2 separate regions of the Homo sapiens genome follow, and region 1 is linked to region 2. Evidence: chromatin loops called from intact Hi-C (ENCODE). Cell type or tissue: Caco-2. All regions are shown on one strand. Links, peaks and the distances in the headings refer to the core of each region. The heading gives the core; the rest is flanking DNA.

What was found. Peaks named below come from ENCODE experiments on the same cell type or tissue, not always from the same donor. Only the 100,000 strongest peaks of a DNase experiment are listed, where the experiment ranks them.
Region 1: it touches region 2 in a loop (5-fold over the local background); 10 of 110 quality-filtered maps call a loop at or near these places.

Annotation. Positions count from the first base shown.
Region 1 is chr7:151,364,024-151,373,541 of GRCh38, forward strand. NUB1 (negative regulator of ubiquitin like proteins 1) reads left to right here. Exons shown (of 15, transcript NM_001243351.2): 9 at 2,916-3,102; 10 at 3,838-3,945; 11 at 4,712-4,864. It also overlaps a transcript of WDR86 not described here. Among named protein-coding and RNA genes, the nearest start is that of NUB1, 27 kb to the left of the region's middle. In Caco-2, for the core only: a CTCF peak has its summit at 4,269 (motif pointing right); a DNase peak (open chromatin) is centred at 4,308.
Region 2 is chr7:151,454,190-151,463,707 of GRCh38, forward strand. No RefSeq gene overlaps it. Among named protein-coding and RNA genes, the nearest start is that of CRYGN, 19 kb to the left of the region's middle. RefSeq lists enhancers at 1,889-2,761, 2,762-3,634, 4,359-5,027, 6,365-7,032, 8,133-8,684. In Caco-2, for the core only: no CTCF peak of the experiment used is centred there; DNase peaks (open chromatin) are centred at 5,912 and 6,442; H3K4me3 peaks cover 1,123 bases.

The DNA of each region.
Region 1 (9,518 bases), core at 665-8,664, 91 kb before region 2:
CGTCAGGTGATCCGTCCGCCTCAGCCTCCCAAAGTGCTGGGATTACAGGTGTGAGCCACCGCGCCTGGCCTAAAATTTTTATGTTAAATAAATATTAATTTCAAGAAAGGTAAGCCTGGCCGGGCGCGGTGGCTCACGCCTGTAATCCCAACACTATGGGAGGCCGAGGCAGGCAGATCACGAGGTCAGGAGATCAGACCATCCTGGCTAACAGGGCGAAACCCCGTCTCTACTAAAAATACAAAAAATTAGCCGGGCATGGTGGCAGGCGCCTGTAGTCCCAGCTACTTGAGAGGCTGAGGCAGGAGAATGGCAGGAACCCGGGAGGCGAAGCTTGCAGTGAGCCGAGATTGCACCACTGCACTCCAGCCTGGAGGAGAGAGCGAGACTCCGTCTCAAAAACAAAAACAAAAAAAAACAAAAAAAAAAACAAAAAAACTGTAAGACAAACATAATAAATTTCTGTTAAATAACCGACTTAAGCTCAAATGGGATTTAATTTTTGTTGTTGTTGTTTTTGAGACGGAGTCTCGCTCTGTCGCCCACGCTGGAGTGCAATGGCACGATCTCGGCTCACTGCAACCTCCGCCTCCTGGGTTCAAGCAATTCTCCCACCTCAGCCTCCCGAGTAGCTGGGATTACAGGCACCCGCCATCATGCCCCGCTAATTTTTGTAGAAATGGGGTTTCACCATGTTGGCCAGGCTGGTCTTGACCCTCTGACCTCAGGTGATCTGCCCGCCTCGGCCTCCCAAAGTGCTGGGATTACAAGCGTGAGCCACTGTGCCTGGCCAGGATTTAATTTTTTGAAAGCTAGGCTCAGTAGATTTTATTTAAATAAATATTTTACGTTTATTTTAATATCGTCAGCATGAAAATGTAACAGTGTTGAATATTAATGCTACTAAAATTGTAAACCAAAGCAATGTTAATAAAAGTACACTCTAAATGAAATTTTTTATTTTTATAATTTTTTTTTTTTCTTTAGAGACAGAGTCTCTATGTTGTTCAGGCTGGTCTCAAACTCTTGGGTTCAAGTGATTTTCCTGCCTCGGCCTCCCAAAGTGCTGAGATTACAGGTGTGAGCCACCACACCCAGCCTTCTAAATGCAATTTATACCAGGCTTTAAGAAACCACTTTGCCCCAAGCAAATGATCAGGTTTAAATATAGTTTTATATATAATAATAAGTGTTGATTTCTCAAAACTAAAAGGATGACATGTACCCCTCTAATATGAGACCTCTGCTTTGGGTTTTTTGTGTGTTTGTTCATTTTGTTGGTTTTCTTCTCTCTCTTTTTTTTTTTTTTGGCTGCACAAATAAATACTCACTCCTGGGTCAAACTTGAGATAAGTGCATATTGATTTTATTTTTAACTGACATGAGGCCATTTCTGCCCACGCTCTTGATGCTTAGTAAAACATGAACGAGCCTGTTAAAGCAACATGCAGGAGATGGAGAAGTTCGGCCACATGCCCATTGCTTTCCTGCGAGTGGCAGGAGAGTCTTCTGTCACTGGGACCAGAATGTGCCTAGAGGCAGGAAATCTCAACACGACTGTGAGATCAGACCACAATCCACAAAGCGCTGCTGTTTCTCTCAAAGGCAGGTTCTCAGGCTGAGCCGTAGATTTGGAGAAAGCACCCCTCACCCAGCTCCACATCTGTGTGTCTGCGTGCACACGTGTGTAAAACATGGTGTATGTGTTCTCAAACATTCACGAAATTAGAAATGTTGAGAGAGATGAAAATAAATATAAAAATACTGCTGTGATACATTTTTCTTGCCGCACCCACAACTGGACTGTGTACATGGGCCCTCTTTAGGAGACTACTGTTTTAAAGAGTAAATGACAAAATTAAAGTCCTTTTTTTTTTATTCCATGCATATTTTGATAGGCAGGACAGGAAGCTTGAGGCCATGTGGATTTTGTAGTTTTATACAAGAGCATTCTTATTTTTAGTAGAACACCAATGAACATAAAGAGAGAAAACCTTGTTCATATACAATGTGTGGTTCCAAATGTTCTTATTGAAGACTTGAGACCTAGATTGGCATTAGGAATTTTTAATGTAATCATAACTTAAAATTAGTCACCTTGATGGCTGTCTTTGTCAGTGCTCCTCCTGGAGCACACTGACTTCTGTTGCTGTCTTTCTTCCCTTTGCTGCGCCTGGGTTCAGCCTGCTGCCACGAATACGGAGTCAAATTTTGCCTGCACACAGGCCCTCAGAAATCAGCTGGGCCGTTAGAGCCTGGTGCTTTCTGGATTGTTTTTCCCCCAGCTTGAATATGATTGAACATGAATGCCTTGTCAGAGCCGTCATCAGCTGAGGCATTCATAGTACGTAGGGATTTTTTTGGTGTCTTTAAAGAAGTGGTGTTCAGCCCTGGCTGTACACTAGAATCAGCTGGGGAGACTCTGGCAGTATAACCACCAGGCCCAACCCCCAGAAATTTCTGTTATGTTTGGTCTGGGTGGGATCAATGATTCTTAAAGAAAGAAAGAAAGAAAGAAAGAACGTTGCTCTGGCCCAGGTGATGCTGATTTGCAGTCAGGATTGGAAGTCACAGCTTTAAAGCATGGTCTTCCCCGTATTTGCTGAGGGCCTCTGAAACAGTGGCCCTGGGTTCTGCTTCCTATCAAGGGGCTGCATGTGTGTCCTGGGGCAAGTGGTGGTAAGCTTTGATTCCTAAGCCCTGATTTCTGATTTCTCTTTCTTTCCCCCATTAGAAGGATGAGATTATAAACACAGCTCCCTTCCTAAACATTAGGATCTCTCTTTTAGAGCAGTCAGCCTTTGAATATATACCAAGAACGGGGAAAGAATTCCAGTCATTCACAAAAAGGTTTCAAATGCTAAAAATGTTTCAAATGCTGCTTGGCAGTGATGTCACTGTCCTTCTCTTTCCAGTGAGTGTTGCAGAGAGCTGCTGGACACAGTGGATAACTACGCCGTCCTCCAGCTGGATATAGTGTGGTGTTACTTCCGCCTGGAACAGCTGGAATGCCTTGATGATGCAGAAAAAAAATTAAACTTGGCCCAGAAATGCTTTAAAAATTGTTACGGAGAAAATCATCAGAGACTGGTCCACATAAAAGTATGTTCCTGGAATTCATCTTATGTCTCGTTGAGTCCATTTCTAGCATTTGTGTTTATTCCTGTTAAAGTATTTGAACTACTGCCAGAAGGTAATTTCATTTTGATAGTAGTATGCAGTATAGTCTTTTTAAACTATATATTTATAAAGTGTTCAATGTTTTACAAATCTGGCTGTCTCTCTTACTTAGCGTGTGAGCATTTAGCCCAAAGGAACATGGTTTGCTAGTCATAGAACCCCATCAGTGATCACCCTGACCAGGAGAGAGCTGCTGACTTCTTTATATCGGTAGAGTCTAATTTGCAAGATGTAAATGCAGAAAATAGACATTTCAGCAGTAATGGTTTACGTGAATGAGTCACAGCTCAAGAGCTGTGGCTCGAGTAAGGATTTTTCTGATTTCCCCAAGTCATCAAAATCCTGCTGATGCAGACTCTCTGATACCTGGTTTGGATTTCTGCATACTTCTCTGCTGACCAGAAGGGCCACTGTGCTGCATGTCTGGAGGCTGGTGCCCTGACACTGACTCTCCTGTGTGGCATGAGGAATGTTATCATACCACAGGGGATGGGGAAGAGGGGGCTTCACTTTTGCCGTCAGTCATAGTGAAGCCATGGACATTTTAATACCTATCATGTTGCCCCTCTGGAGACCAAGGGAATGACAGAGATGAGTATTATAGACCTGTAATTAGAAATAAGGCAATTTTATCCTTTTTTTCTTCAATAATTTTAGGGAAATTGTGGGAAAGAGAAGGTACTGTTTCTAAGACTCTACTTACTTCAAGGGATCCGAAACTATCACAGTGGAAATGATGTAGAGGCTTATGAGTATCTTAACAAGGTAAGAAAAGTAAAGTTGTAACCAATTTTCACCTCCTTTTAAAAAACATTCCCAGAAGTTAAGGATTTTAACTTAGTAGTTTGTGACTTGTGAGAAACATGCCTGTGCTTTCTCCGTGCACAGGAGATGTTGAACCAGAAACATATTTGTATATGTTAGAGTACAGCCAGATGCTGTAATGAGACTTCAAAAAGACAGTGACTTTAATTGGATAGAAGTTTATGGCTCACTCATCTTGCCGTCTAGAGGTGAGCCAGGCCGGAGCAGTGAGCAGCCCGCCAGCCTCAGCGAGGCGTCCTAGGTTGCTCCTGTCAGTGCCTCTTCCAGCCAGCAGAGGGGGCAAGAGAGAGTCCAGAGCAGGCCACTGGAGAGATGACCCCGCAGCTGCACCCAGCGCTGTGGCTGCATGCCATTGACTTCGACTTCACTACCTGGCTACACCCAGCTGCAAGGGAGGGTGAGAAATGCCACGTGCACAGCTGAAATTCGGGGGCTTTTGTTGCAAAAACAAAGTGGTTACCAGTCACTTCTGCAACACCCAGCCTCTTACCTCGTGTTGTGCTGTGGCTAAGTTATGTGAGTAGAGGTAGTGTTGGTCTGTTTCCATTTGTACTTGTTAATAACAGGCCTAGTTTAGAGATTTTATCCAAAATCTGATGCCTTTTAATTCACATTGGATACAATCTAATTTCTTTTAGGCTTTCACTTTGTATTAAGCTTTAAGTATTGCCGTGGTTACATGATTCTTACATTTCCCTGTCTCTAGGCACGTCAGCTCTTTAAAGAGCTATATATTGATCCATCAAAAGTGGACAATTTGTTGCAGTTGGGGTTTACTGCCCAGGAAGCCCGGCTTGGCCTGAGGGCGTGTGATGGGAACGTGGATCATGCGGCCACTCATATTACCAACCGCAGAGAGGTACCCACTTTCACATGCCCTAGCTCTCTTGGGTATGAAAGAACAAAAAAAGATAATCCCACAGGAGTGTTAATAACCAGGAACTCTTTATTACTCCAGATTGGGAAGGAAGGAGAAACTTGTCCTTTTTTTTTTCTTGAGACAGAGTCTCACTTTGTCATCCAGGCTGGAGTGCAGTGGCACGATCTTGGCTCACTGCAAGCTCCGCCTCCCGGGTTCAAGCAATTCTCGTGCCTCAGCCTCCTGAGTAGCTGGGATTACAGGTGTGTGCCACCACACCTGGCTAATTTTTGTATTTTTAGTAAAGATGGGGTTTCACCATGTTGGCCAGGCTGTTCTCAAACTCCTGACCTCAAGTGATGCGCCCACCTCAGTTTCCCAAAGTCCTGGGATTACAGGTGTGAGCCACCGCGCCTGGCCGAAACTTGTCTTTTTCAATTGGATCATTTTTCACATGCTGCAGTCTCCTTAGTTTTGTTTCCTGCTGTGGTGGCAAACGGTCCCCTCTCTCTCTTTCTTTAACACCATAGTGTATTTCTGGAAGTCATTTTAAAAACAAAATTGTTTTTTCATGAGGTCATTATTAAAGTTGGGGATTGCATCCTTGCCTAGAAACATAAGTCAAATCATAGAAACAAGTTGTATTATATTATGAAAGCACAGGTTAAAAAACTATAATCATTTGAAACAATTAAGTACATTAAAGAAAACCTTAGAATTTTGGAGTTGGAAGCATCCTTATTCTATCCAATATGTTCTGCAGTGAAAGAACTGAGGTCTAGAGGGCGGTCATGGTGGAATATTAGCAGGAGAGCCATTTTTCTTCTTGCCAAAACAAGAAGTTGGTACTAGATTATCTCACAGGTCCTTTCTAGCTGTAAACTCCAGCCATAGAAGTCTCTAGAATCTTCACATGTATGTTACCTCGTTTCCCTTTTTGCTAAACACTAGGATAATCCTGAAGGAAAAAAGCAGCCTCAGGGGTATTTGGATGGGAGCAGGAAAGCCCCGTGGTTGTTTGCCTACCTGATGCCAGAGAGGGAGTGGATTCGTGGGTTCATTCCGTGGTGAGCAGTCACAGGGTTTCTCCTTTTACAACACCAGCTGTGGTCATTACCTTTCTCTCTTGCCTAGTCCAATCGTGGTCCTTTGGGTCTTGCTATAGAAGTCAATGAGTAGGTAAAGGCAGAGACTTTGAAAAGCTGAGTTCTTTTTTTTTTTTTTATTCCAGAGTCTCACTCTGTCACCCAGGCTGGAGTGCAGTGGCGTGATCACTGCAACCTCTGCCTCCCAGGTTCAAGTGATTCTTCTGCCTTAGCCTTCTAAGTAGCTGGAATTACAGGTGCCCACCACCACGCCCAGCTTTACTTTTTGTATTTTTAGTAGAGATGGGGTTTTACCAATTTGGCCAGGCTGGTCTCGAACTCCTGACCTCAAGTGATCCTCCCGCCTTGGCCTCCCAAAGTGCTGGGATCACAGGTGTGAGCCACTGCGACCAGCTGAAAAGTTGAGTTCTGTGTGTTTGAGTTTTACATGGTCTAATTCAGTACTAACAGAAAAATGAACATTGCTGATACTGATTTATTGCTTTACTATTACTCCACTACCAGTAAGAATTTATTATTTTTATTTTTATTTATTTTTTCCTTTAATTTTATTTTATTATTATTATACTTTTAAGTTTTAGGGTACATGTGCACAATGTGCAGGTTAGTTACATATGTATACATGTGCCATGCTGGTGCGCTGCACCCATTAACTCGTCATTTAGCATTAGGTATATCTCCTAAAGCTATCCCTCCCCCCTCCCCCCACCCCACAACAGTCCCCAGAGTGTGATGTCCCCCTTCCTGTGTCCACGTGTTCTCATTGTTCAATTCCCACCTGTGAGTGAGAATATGCGGTGTTTGGTTTTTTGTTCTTGCGATAGTTTACTGAGAATGAAGTAAGATTTTATTAGCATCTGGAAAGCTAGTGTTTTAAAATGAGATCATTTGGAAAACAGTTCTCATCACTGTATAAGACTATAGTTCATAAAACATTGTCACACTCATGTCATTCACTTCTGCCTGTGACCAGCCGAGAGGCCACAGGACAGGTACTTCTCATCTTACACATGGGAAGAGCTGTTGCTCAGAGGTGGTCTTTTAAAGTATAGTGGAGTCATATCACTTGTACATTTCTGAAGTTAAAAGCCCTTGGAGAAAATGCAAATAAAAAAACCAGTGTATATAGTGCAGTTGATCCTTCTCCCTCTTCCACCCAACAGATGTTGTTAGTTACGATGCCTTTGGCTGAAAGCAACAACAACAACAAAAAACCCAAAATGGCCTAAACATCAAAACAAGGGATGTGGTGGGATTTATTGGCCGTTTACTTGTAAAAAGTCCAGAAGTAGGATAGGTCTCAGGGTTAGGTGATTCATTCAGTGGCTTACTGATGTCACTGAGGACCTGAGGTCTGTCTTTTACCCCCACCCCCCACCCCATGTCATCAGTGTCATCCAGTCACAACAAGGGCCATAATCTGTGTCCCAGAATCCTCAGGGAAAATCCTGAGCTTCTTGTGATTGGGCAGCCTTGAACCTGTCACTGAGGCTGGAGGAACGCCAAGACTGGCTCAGGCCTGTGGCAAGAGATAGAGGGTTGCCACCTTAGCCCATTCAGGGGCCACCTGGGGAGCTGGAGCAGCCTCCCACACCTCAGGGAGGGGTAGAATGGGTGCTGGAAAGACAAAAACAATGTCCCACAGAAAGTGAGCTCCTATCGGAGCTTTAGATGAGCAAGAGAAATCTGCTGCCCTCGGAGTTCCAACGTTCTAGGTATGAGCATCTGACTGAGCTGAATGTAAAACAATTCGTTCATGTTTTTGTTTGAGACAGAGCCTTGCTCTCTTGTCCAGGCTGGAGGGCAGTGGCGTGATTATGGCTCACTGCAACCTTGATCTCCCGGGCTCCAATGATCCTCCTGCCAAGAGCTCTCGGCTGATTTTTATTTTTTTGTAGAAATGGGGTCTCACCATGTTGCCCAGGCCAGTCTCAAAACTCCTGGGTTCAAGCAGTCCTCCCACCTTGGCCTCCCAAGGTGCTGGGATTACAGGTGTGAGCCACTGCACCCAGCCTTTAATACATAATTATTAAAAGTTTATATTTTTTGTGCAATATGGCCCTGAGTACAGACCAGTTTCTCATCTGAGAAAAGCAACAGCTGTAGAAACGGAGCTCACAGATCATGCTTCGGCATGGCCAGGCCGTGAGACGTAGCCTTCCTAAGAGGCCATCCCAGCTTGTTGTGACCATACAGTGCCTCTCTCTTGAGATCTGATTCTACTTAACTGTAGCCACTTCAGTGCAGTACTCACTGTCATTGATTTGATCTACTTTATCTTTCTAACTCATCTTAGTATAAAGAGAAATTTCAGAAAATAATGTTCTCACATGTGTTTACATGATTAAAAGGAAACAGACTAAGACATTTGTAATGAAAGGAAGTATTCTTCGAAGCTCCCAGTTGGTGTGAGGTCTGTGTTAGGTAATGCCCAGGTCCGCTGGCTGGCAGCGTCCTTCTCTGTGCTTGGATGTTAGGTGCGCTTCTTAGCCTTTTGGAATATAAATGGAAGAAACTGTATTGAAAGCAGAGGATGGGGCCAGTAAAGGCATTTTACATGGAGTATGTGTAAATAAAAGTGCAAATGTGAGTGGTATGAAAGACTCCTGCTGGCATGTGTGGTTGGGGTGGTGTGGCAGGATAAGGTCAGTTTCGAAGCATTGTTGGGGCCAGGGAGTGGGGGCCCTGAGTAGCAGAATAAGGAGCTGGTGCCTCAGTGTGGGGAGGTGGTCAGGAGCTGCTGCGGGCTTTCAGGTAGGTGACTGGAATGACGGAGCCTGCTGCCCTGTGCAGCGGGGCTGGAGCTGGGGGAGACTGGCCACTGAGAGGTAGAGCACGTAATGGGGGCATGAGACAGGCCTGGTGCAGCTGAAGGGGAAGCAAAGGGAGCTGGCGCTGTGGGCACTCCAGGGCCACACCAGGAGGTTCTCCTGTGATAGAGACAGGCCATGAGTCTACAGATGTCTTCATCCCTGGAGATGTTTCCAGCAGCCACTCTGTTCTGCCTGCTCCTACTGTGGGGCCTGTGGAGTCTGGTTCCACAATGATGATGCTTTTGTTTTCCTAAGAGATGAGGCCGCTTTCCTGCTGTGGGGAAAATGCAGGGAGGCGCCTGTTGCCTGGGCTGGGCAGGAGGCAGGATCAGGTCTCTGGAAGGAAGGAGTCTGTTTTCTCCCCCGTCCTCGCTGCTGCTGATGGTGGGGCTGGTCTCCCTGGGAGAATGTAGCAAGTCACTTAACTTTGTTGAAAGCTTTCTGTCTCCTTGTTGGGAAAATAATGAGGTTGGATTAAATTCCTGGTTTTCAAACTTGCTTTGTTGTTGTTGTTTTTAAGCAGCAAAATCCCCTTTTTAAATGACATTTTTATGGGGATACTAGTTTACAAAATAAATTGGGAACTCTCCTGATTGGCCCTGGGTGGGAGAGGTGAAGAGACTAGAACCCTCTGCAGCCGTCCTGCGCTCCTGCAGCAATAGCAGGCAACTCTGAGAAACAGGGTTGAGAACCAAGAGGTTAGATGACCTTTGTCTCTGGGCACTCTGTGGGTTC
Region 2 (9,518 bases), core at 1,092-9,091:
CAGTTCTCCTGCCTCAGCCTCCCGAGTAGCTGGGATTACAGGCATGAGCCACCATGTCCGGCTAATTTTTTGTATTTTTAGTAGAGATGGGGTTTCACCATTTTGGCCAGGCTGGTCTCGAACTCCTGACCTCAAGTGATCCGCCCTCCTCAGGCTCCCAAAGTGCTGGGATTACACGTGTGAGCCACCGTGCCCAGCCTTGTTTTTGTTTTTTAATTAAAACCGGCCTGCGGCAGGAGCTCCACGCGTGGAATGTGGAAGACAGCGGCTTTCCCAGGCCTTCCTCCTCGTCTCGGTTCACTTGCACTGCTGTAACAAAATTCCTGAGACTGGGTAATTTAGAAGGAGAAGAAACTCATGTTCTCACAGTTCTGGAGTCTGGGAAGTCCAGGTTATGGTGCTCGCAGGGGCAGGGGCTGGTGAGGGCCTGTTTCTCACCAATGGCACAGTCTGTCTTCACGCGGCATAAGAGAGTGGACCCACTACCTCAAGCCCTTTGATAAGGGCCCAGAGCCCATCCGTGAGGCTTCACCCTCAGACTTCCTCCCCCTTGGAAAGGCCTCTCCTCTTCCTAGTATCACACTGGTGATTAAGTTTCAATATCTAAATTTTAGGGGGTATGTTCAGACCACAGCACTCCTCAAATCCAAGCAGGATGTAGCAGAAGACAGAGGAGAAAGACTGGACAGAGCGTCTGTGTCCTGAGCCCGCAGGGGAGCTGCGGGCACCCTCAGGAAGTCCCACAAGGAGCTGTGGGCCAGCCACCATCAGGTGACAGGTGGCAGGAAAGGGGGCTCTAGCCCTGGAGCCCAAGGGCCTGCATGTGAGGAAGACGCTGTCCAATTGCCCCTCAAAACCAGGATCTGTGGAAACAGAAAAAAACATGACAGCAAGGCCTCACATCCCACAAGGACTCTAGTTCCAGGGGTTATGGAGCCTGCATGCCCGGCTTGGGGTTCCAAGGACCTGGCTGTCATTGCGCTGCTGGGTGATGTCAGACACGTGCTGTGCGCTGTCTCTTGCCACCTTCCCTGCAAAGCCATGAAGAAGCGGCGGGCAGAGCGGGCACCCCGCAGTGCCAGGCCCCTCCCCTTTCCTGGGAGCCTGCACTTTCAGGTCTCCCTTCACCGTGAACCGCGAGGCCCCTGGGAGGGCTAAGCGTTTCTGAAAGCAGGTGCTGCATCTTCACGAGGGGCTCAAGTGTGGCCCCCAGTCTAGCAGCACCAAGGTCACCTTGAACTCATCAGAAGTGCCAAGTCTAGGGCTCTACCCCAGAACTGCTGAATCTCAATCGACACTAAGCAACACCTTCCCCCAGGTGGCCATCTCAGGGCTGCTGACATGTGCATACATGCGTATATACATGGATCCACGCATGTGTGTGAATCAACTGGGACCCTGGACAGCTGTTAGAAAACGTGGGTTCTCGTCTTGGTTATAACATGGATTTTCTGGCTGAGTTCGTCCGTTGGCAGTGCTGTAAAGGAATACCTGAGACCGGGTCATTTATAAAGAAAAGAGCTTTATTTGCTTCATGGTTTATTTGGTTCAGGCTGTACAAGAAGCATAGCATTGGCATCTGCCTCTGGTGAGGGCCTCAGGAAGCTCCCAATCATGGTGCAAGATGAAGGGCAGTCAGTGTACCCCACGGCAAGTGGGAGCAAGACAGACGGGGAGGTCCCTGACTCATTTTAACAACCGGATCACGTGTGAACTCAGAATGAGAACTCACTCATTACTGTGAGGAAGGCACCAAACCACTCATGAGGGATCCACCCCCATGACCAAAACACCTTCCACCAGGCCCCACCTCCAACACTGGGGATCACATTTCAGCATGAGATTTGGAGAGGACACACATTCAAACCATATCATTCCACCCCTGACCCCCCAAATCTCATGTTTTTCGCACATTGCAAAATACAACCATCCCTTCTCCCTGGTCCTCTGAAGTCGTGACTTTTTCTAGCATTAACTTAAAAGTCCCAAGTCCAAAGTCGCATCAGAGACTCAAAGCAAATTCCTTCCATCTATAAGCCTGTAAAATAAAAAACAATTTACTTCCCAGATACAATGGTGGTACAGGCATTGAGTAATGATTCCCTTTCCAAAAGGGAGAAACTGGCCAAAAGAAATGGGGGACAGGCCCTGCGCAGTCCGAAACCTAGCAGGATAGACATGAAACCTCAACGCTCCAACATCATCTCCCTGACTGCATGTCCTGCATCCTGGGCACACTGGTGTGAGGGGTGGGCTCCCACGGCCCTGAGCAGCTCTGCCCCTGAGACTTTGCAGGTTGCATCCCCCATGGCTGCTCTCCAGGTTGGACTTGAGTGCCTGTAACTCCTCTAGGCAAGCTGCTGGTGGCTCTACCATCCTAGGGTCTGGAGGGTGGTGGCCTCATTTCCACAGGTCCACTAGGCAGTACCCCAGTGGGGACTCTACGTGGAGGGTCCATCTTACATTTCTGCTCAGCATTGCCCTAGTAATCTCTCTGCAGGGACTCTGGGTGGAAATATAGGTGGAAGCTGCCAAGCCTCCTTCACTTTTGCACTCTGTGCACCTGCAGTCTTAATACCACAAGGAAACCGCCAAGGCTTACAACTTGTGCCCTCCGAAGTGGTGGCCTGAGCTGTACCTGGGGCCCTTTGAGCCAAAGCTGGAGCTGGGGTGCCAGGGATGTGGGGAACACTGTTCTGAGGCTGAGCAGGGTAGCAGAGGCCCTGGGCCTGGCCCACAAAACCTTTCTTTCCTTCTAGGCCTCTGGGACTGTGATGGGAGGGGCTATCCTGAAGACTTCTGAAACGGCTTTGAGGCCCTTTCCCATTGTCTTGGCCATTAGCGCTTGGCTCCCTTTTAGTCATGCAAATCTCTAGGAAGTGGCTGCTTCAGCTCCCTTCAGTTCCTCTCCTGAAAACGCTTTTCCTTCCCTACCACAAGGTTAGGCTGCAAATTTTCCAAATTTTTACACTCTGCTTCCCTTTTAAATGTAAGTGTTAATTTTAAGTCATTTCCTTTTTCCTGTATCTGAACGTAGGCTGGTAGATGCAACCACACCACATCTTGAATGCTTTGCTGCTTAGAAATTTCTTCCACCAGATACCCTAGGTCATCACTCTTAAGTTCAAACTTCCACAGATTCCCAGGACTTGGACACAATGCAGCCCAGCTCTTTGCTGAGGTGTAAAGGGTGATCTTGGCCCCAGTTCCCAATAAGTTCCTCATTTCCACCTGAGACCTCATCATCCTGGACTTCACTGTCTATATTTCTATCAGCATTTTGGTCACAACCAGTTAACAAGTTTCTAAGAAGTTCCAAACTTTCCCCTTGTCTTCCTGTCTTCTTCTGAGCATCTTCAAACTCTTCTACCTCTTCCCATTACTTAGCTCCAAAGCCACTTCCACACCTTCAGGTATCTATCTTTATAGCAACACCCTACTCCTCAGTACCAATTTTGTGTATTAGTCAATTTGCGTTGCTGTAAAGGAATACCTGAGCCTGGGTAATTTACAAAGAAAAGAGGTTTATTTGGCTCACAGTTCGGAAGGCTGTACACGAAGCATAGTGTTGGCATTTGCTTCTGGTGAGGGCTTCAGGAAGCTTCCAATCATGGCAGAAGGTGAAGGGGAGCCAGCATATGTGGCGAGAGGGAGCAAGAGAGGTGGAATTGGGAGGGGAACCCCGACTCTTTTTAATAACCAGGTCTTGCATGAACTCAGAGCGAGAACTCACTCATTAACATGAGAACAGCATCAAACCATTCACAAGGAATCCACCTCCATGACCCAAACACTTCCTACCAGGCCCCACCTCTAACCTTGGGGATCACATTTCAGCATGTGATTCGGAGGGAACACACATCCAAACTATATCACTGGCGACTCTTGGCAGATCACAACTTTGAGCATCACTTTTCTCCTTTGTAGACATGAAAGTTCTGGCTAGCTGTCATTTGGGCTCCTTATCCTTTCTTGCCCCAGTTTGCCAGGGGCTCTCTTGGTCTTAAAATTGCAAGCCACAGCTGGGCGTGGTGGCTCACGCCTGTAATCCCAGCACCTTGGGAAGCCAAAGTCGGGGGATCACCTGAGGTCAGGAGTTCAAGACCAGCCTGGCCAACATGGTGAAACCCCGTCTCTACTAAAAATACAAAAAAATTAGCTGGGCGTGGTGGTGGGCACCTGTAATCCCAGCTACTCAGGAGGCTGAGGCAGGAGAATCGCTTGAACCCAGGAGGCAGAGGTTGCAGTGAGCTGAGATTACGCCATTGCACTCCAGCCCAGGCGACAAGAGCGAAACTCTGTCTCTCTCACACACACACAAAAACAAGAAACAACTGCAAGCCACACATTGAAGGAGCCCTCTGTTTTTGTTTGCCTCCTGGGGCTGCCATAACAAAGTAACCCAGACTGGGTGGCTTACAACAATAGCAACGTATTCTCTTGTTCTGGGGGCCGGAAGTCTGAAACCAAGGTGTTGGGGGGTTGGTTTCTTCTTGGAGGCTCAGAGGGGAATCTGCTCCAGGCCTCTCCTGGCTCCTGGAAGTGCTGGCAGTCCTTGGTATACCAGTCTCTGCCTCTCTGTGTCTACATTTTTTTTTCCTTTTTTTTTTTTGAGACAGAGTCTCACTCTGTTGCCTGGGCTGGAGTGCAGTGGTGCCATCTCGGCTCACTGCAAGCTCCACCTCCCGGGTTCACACCATTCTCCTGCCTCAGCCTCCCGAGTAGCTGGGACTACAGGCACCCGCCACCACGCCCGGCTAATTTTTTTGTATTTTTAGTAGAGACGGGGTTTCACCGTGTTAGCAAGGATGGTCTCGATCTCCTGACCTCATGATCCGCCCGCCTCGGCCTCCCAAAGTGCTGGGATTACAGGCGTGAGCCACCGTGCCCGGCCCCAAATTTATTTTTCTTATAAGGCAGGGATCCCAACCCCCAGGCCATGGACTGGTCTGGTCTGTGGCTTGTTAGGAACTGGGCCATACAGCAGGAGGTGAGCAGGGGGCGAGCAAGCATTACCAGCTGAGCTCTGCCTCCTGTCAGAGCAGCGGTGGCTTCAGATTCTCATGGGAGTACGAACCCTATTATGAACTGTGCGTGCGAGGGACCTAGGTTGCATGCTCCTGATGAGACTCTAACTAATGCCTCATGATCTAAGATGGAACAGTTTCATCCTGAAACCATCCCCTCAACTCCAGTCCGTGGAAAAATTGTCTTCCATGAAACTGGTCCCTGGTGCCAAAAAGGTTGGGGACCACTGTTCTAAGGACACCAGCCATTGGTTTAGGGTCTGCTCTAATCCAGTATGTGCTCACTTTAACTTTGTTCGTTGGTAATGACCCTATTTCCAAATAGAGTCACATTCACAGGTACTGGGAATGAAGACTTCAACATGCCTTTTGCCGGGAGGCAACTCAACCCACAGCCCCCCTCAGTCCAAGTCCCCAGGGGGTGGTGAGTGGCCTGGCCACCTCTGCGGTCCCACAGTCCTGTCACTCCGGCCCGTGCTCCCTCCTAATCTGGACAATAAGAGCCCTGTGCCATTATTGTCCAAGCCAGTGCTTCTCAAAATGCAGCCCCTGAGCTCGCAGCAGCAGCAGCAGCAGCGTCCCTGGAACTTGGAAGACATGCAGATGTCCTGCACCTGACGGGGCCTCTGCAATCAGGGACTGTGCGGGGGAAGCCAGCCTGTGTCAGCGAGCCATCCAGGTCACTCTGATACAAGCCAATATGTGGTAACTGCCGAGCCAGGCGGCTGCGCTGGCTTAGAGCTGTTACTGTCATTCTACAACTTTACAACAATGCCCCAGACACAGAAAAGGTTGCGCCTTGGAACGATTTCTGTTATGGGATAATAAAAATCCCGACGTCAGAGCTAAGGAATGTGACCTTCCGCTGCTCCAGTTGTAACTCCCTGCTGTCCTCCTGCTTGAGCCTTTTAGGGTAAAGTTCAGCACATATCACCCTCGTCAACCGCGCCCCGTAAGGCAGCCACAGAGTCCTGTGCTGATGTACTTGAATTCCTTGCTGATCTGATGATGATGGGAGCAGGAGGGGAGTGGAGGGATATACAGAACGCCAGGCGGCAGCCACGCGGTGCAGGCAGAGGCTCTCTCCTCGCAGGAGCCTGCCAGCTGGCTGTTGTGTTCTTGTAGGGAATAAATCAGGAGGCACAGCTCTGCCCGGGGCTTTCTTGGGCAGTAGGAGGAACTGGGTGAAAGGTCTTGGCTGCTGAGGCCACAATATTTCCCGAATCCTGTGCTATTTCTTGTGAAACTACGAATCCAAGACTGTTTCCTAGATTGTGGCAGATGTGGGACCCGGGGGGACCTTCAGAGTCATCTCCCAGGCGACTCTCTCCTTTGCAGATGAGGAGCTGAGGTCCCACCGCTCAGAAGCTGACTGGGCAGGTCAGCAGCCTCCCTGGCCAGGACACAATCTGCTGCGCTGCCACAGGGTCTGGCTGGGCAGGTGTGGGACTGAGCTCTGGGGACCAATAGTGACACCGCACAGGCAACCTTCAGCATGCTGGACATGAGAACGAGGGCGGGCCTGCAATCCTCGGATCACTGTGTTGGTAGTTCTTAGTAGATCATACTGTTCTTGATGCCTTGGGCCAGACTGGAATGAAATATTTTTTCTCGGATTTGGTAAACTCGTTTGCTGGGGTAAGTCGTGGTGTTCCGTATTGCTTTGGATGTGTAGCCCAGGAATAAGATGGCAGCACTGCAGGATTCCGGAGCCACCCACAGCACCGACTGCTGCTGGAGATACACAATCATGGGCACTCGTGAAGCTGCAGAAACTCACGGGGACCCTGACACCAGGTGAGAGCTCCAGCTGGCAGTCTGAGGTTAGCACACCCGTCCTCAGGACTGTGGCTTGGTGCTTCTATAGCACTTTGGAAACATCCAGGGTTTTCATACTTTTGGCTGTGACAACGATCCCTGGTGAAGGGAAGTTTTAAAATAAAAGAAGATCACAAAATATAAAGGAGTTGCCCAAAGGTTTTTATTAGCTGTAGAGGGGGCCAGGACCGGAATGTTCCAAGTCTTTGTCCCTGACTGGGGATGAAGCTCTGACTGGGGTTCCCTGTGGACAGGCTCATGGGCTATGTCCCAATGTGGTGTGGTGGAAACACAGACTAAGTGGGGGATCAAGTAGCTGCCCCTTGACCTCTCTGGACCTCGGGTTCCATGATCTGAAAACAAGGATGTTAAATTAGATCTGATTCTTTCCAGTTCTAACCCCACAGCAGCTCTCACCTGGCCATTCTGTTGCCCTCTAGGAAGTCATTGAGGTAGGGAGGATGGGCAACACAAAAATTGTTTTTTTTCTTTATATAAAACATCCCCTTCTTGGGGGAGGGTAACGAGGTGGAATGGTTCTGGAATCTCCCAAGGAATGCTTTGAAGGCATCCTGGTTCAAGGATTGCTAGGCAGTGTGGGCAACCGGAGTAACCACAGCATCCAGAGGCTTCTGCGAGCACACACACCTCCTGGAACCTCAGGCTCTGCTGAGGAGGCTCTGGCACAGGGGCAAGGCAGCAGTGTGCACACCTCTTAGACTGGGGCAGCAGCCTGCAGGCACTACAGATATTCCCCTGAGAGCCCAGACCTCTACAAGCATTGCTATGAGGCAGCAGCACATTCTGGGGCATCTGAGTGACTTTCAGACCTCTGGGTACAGCTGCAATCTCAGTCTGTTTGTATTAACAATGGCAGAGGGCACTGAGCAGGAGCAGCCCTTCTTTGTTGGGAGCTGGTGTCAGGTGGACTCAATAACGACAGGTCAAATGGCAGCACAATGCACTGTATACATGGTGGGGAATTTTAATCACACAGCAACAGGTGCAGGCTAAATTCAAAAGAACCTGTCCAGAAGGTGGTGCCCTACAAAGGCGCCTCTGCTCATTCATTCAGCAGCCACACCATCAGGAACTGTGCAGTAAGGACCCCAGGAACCTAATGAGAACACTGGCAAAAACTGTCCAAAAAAATAAACGTTTCCAGAGCTCCGGAAATTAACCAAAGGCTCATAACAATCCAGGGAGTGTTGAAGGAAATTGGCTGAACCTCAGAGCAGTGAGCATTGTGGCATTTTTACTGGCCCTATTCACAGCCCTCCAAACCTCTGCCCCTGAGCTCCCTGGTAGCCTTGAAAGCAACAGCAGCAATCCCCATAAAACTCAGCAGCTTAGCAGCCACAGGAAGGGTCAAGTTGGGGTTGGAGCTCAGTGACCTCATTTGCCTGGTCTGGTGGTTCCACCTGCAAGCTAGCCTGTGACCTGACTCTGAGCTAGGCTCACCCAGCACTTTCTCCCTGGGGACGTTTATCAAAACAATCAGCAGCAATTTAGTTGACACTGGGGCAAACAACAAGCTAACAGAAACTGGAAAATGAGATGCCCACAGGGGGCCTGGGAAGCCATTATGTTTCTGGGGTTACACAAGAGCCTGCAGGCTCCAGGCTGAGTGCTGCTCATGAAATACCTGAATAAGTTGGGTAAGTAGAAGTGCTGACAGCAAAACTCTCCCCCCAACTTTTATACCCAACAAGACTATCCTTGAAAAATAAAGAAGACATTCCCAGATAAACAAAACCCATGATAACCCATTGCTGGCAGACCTGCTCTAGAAGATATACCAAAGGAGCCCTTCAGGCTGAAAGAAAAGGACACTAGACAGTAACTTGAATCCTAATGAGGAGTAATAATGGGCACCTGTAAAGGCAACCACATAAGCATGTAGAAAAGACAACATCAATGTATTTTTTAATTGTAACTTCTTTTCTCTATTTGATTTAAAAGGCAACTTCATAAGCCAATTGTAAGCCTGTGCTGATGGGCATATAATATATAGAAATGTCATTTGCATGACAATAGCAGCACAAATGAGAGAGGAACTGGAGCCAAGCTTTTGTATGCTATTGAAATTAAGTTGGTATGAATCTTAACTAGAGTGTTATAATAAAGTAAGATGTTAACTGTAATTCCCAGGGCAACTGCTAATAACTTAAAATACACACACACACACACACACACACACACACACACAAACTACAAGGAAATTAAAATGGCACAGTAGAAAGTATCTATTTTATAGGCTCTGTGCTAGGAGGAGCTTGGAATCAAAGATGTCTGAGACACTGTCTCCACTCCAGCCAAATCTAGTCGAGTAATACACAACATACACAATACAAGGAACAAAAGTGATGATCAGTTATGACACATGCTGTACCATATGATAAAACATGAGTGCTTGGATAGATTCACAGAGAGGGGTGCTTCAGGCCATCCTAGAAGCCCCTGGGAAGAGACAATGTTGAGATCTGAAGGGTTAGAAGTCTCGGGAAGGGGTGTCCCAGGCAAAGGAAAGAGCCCCAGAAGCCCCCATGGCTAAGAGAGCTTTCTGGCTCTGGAAACTGATCAAGGCCACTAACTAGACAGGGTTGAGCTAAGCAGCAGCAAGGTCACTCTGAGCCTTGAGGCTGGGACACACGGATTTGGCACAATCATCAC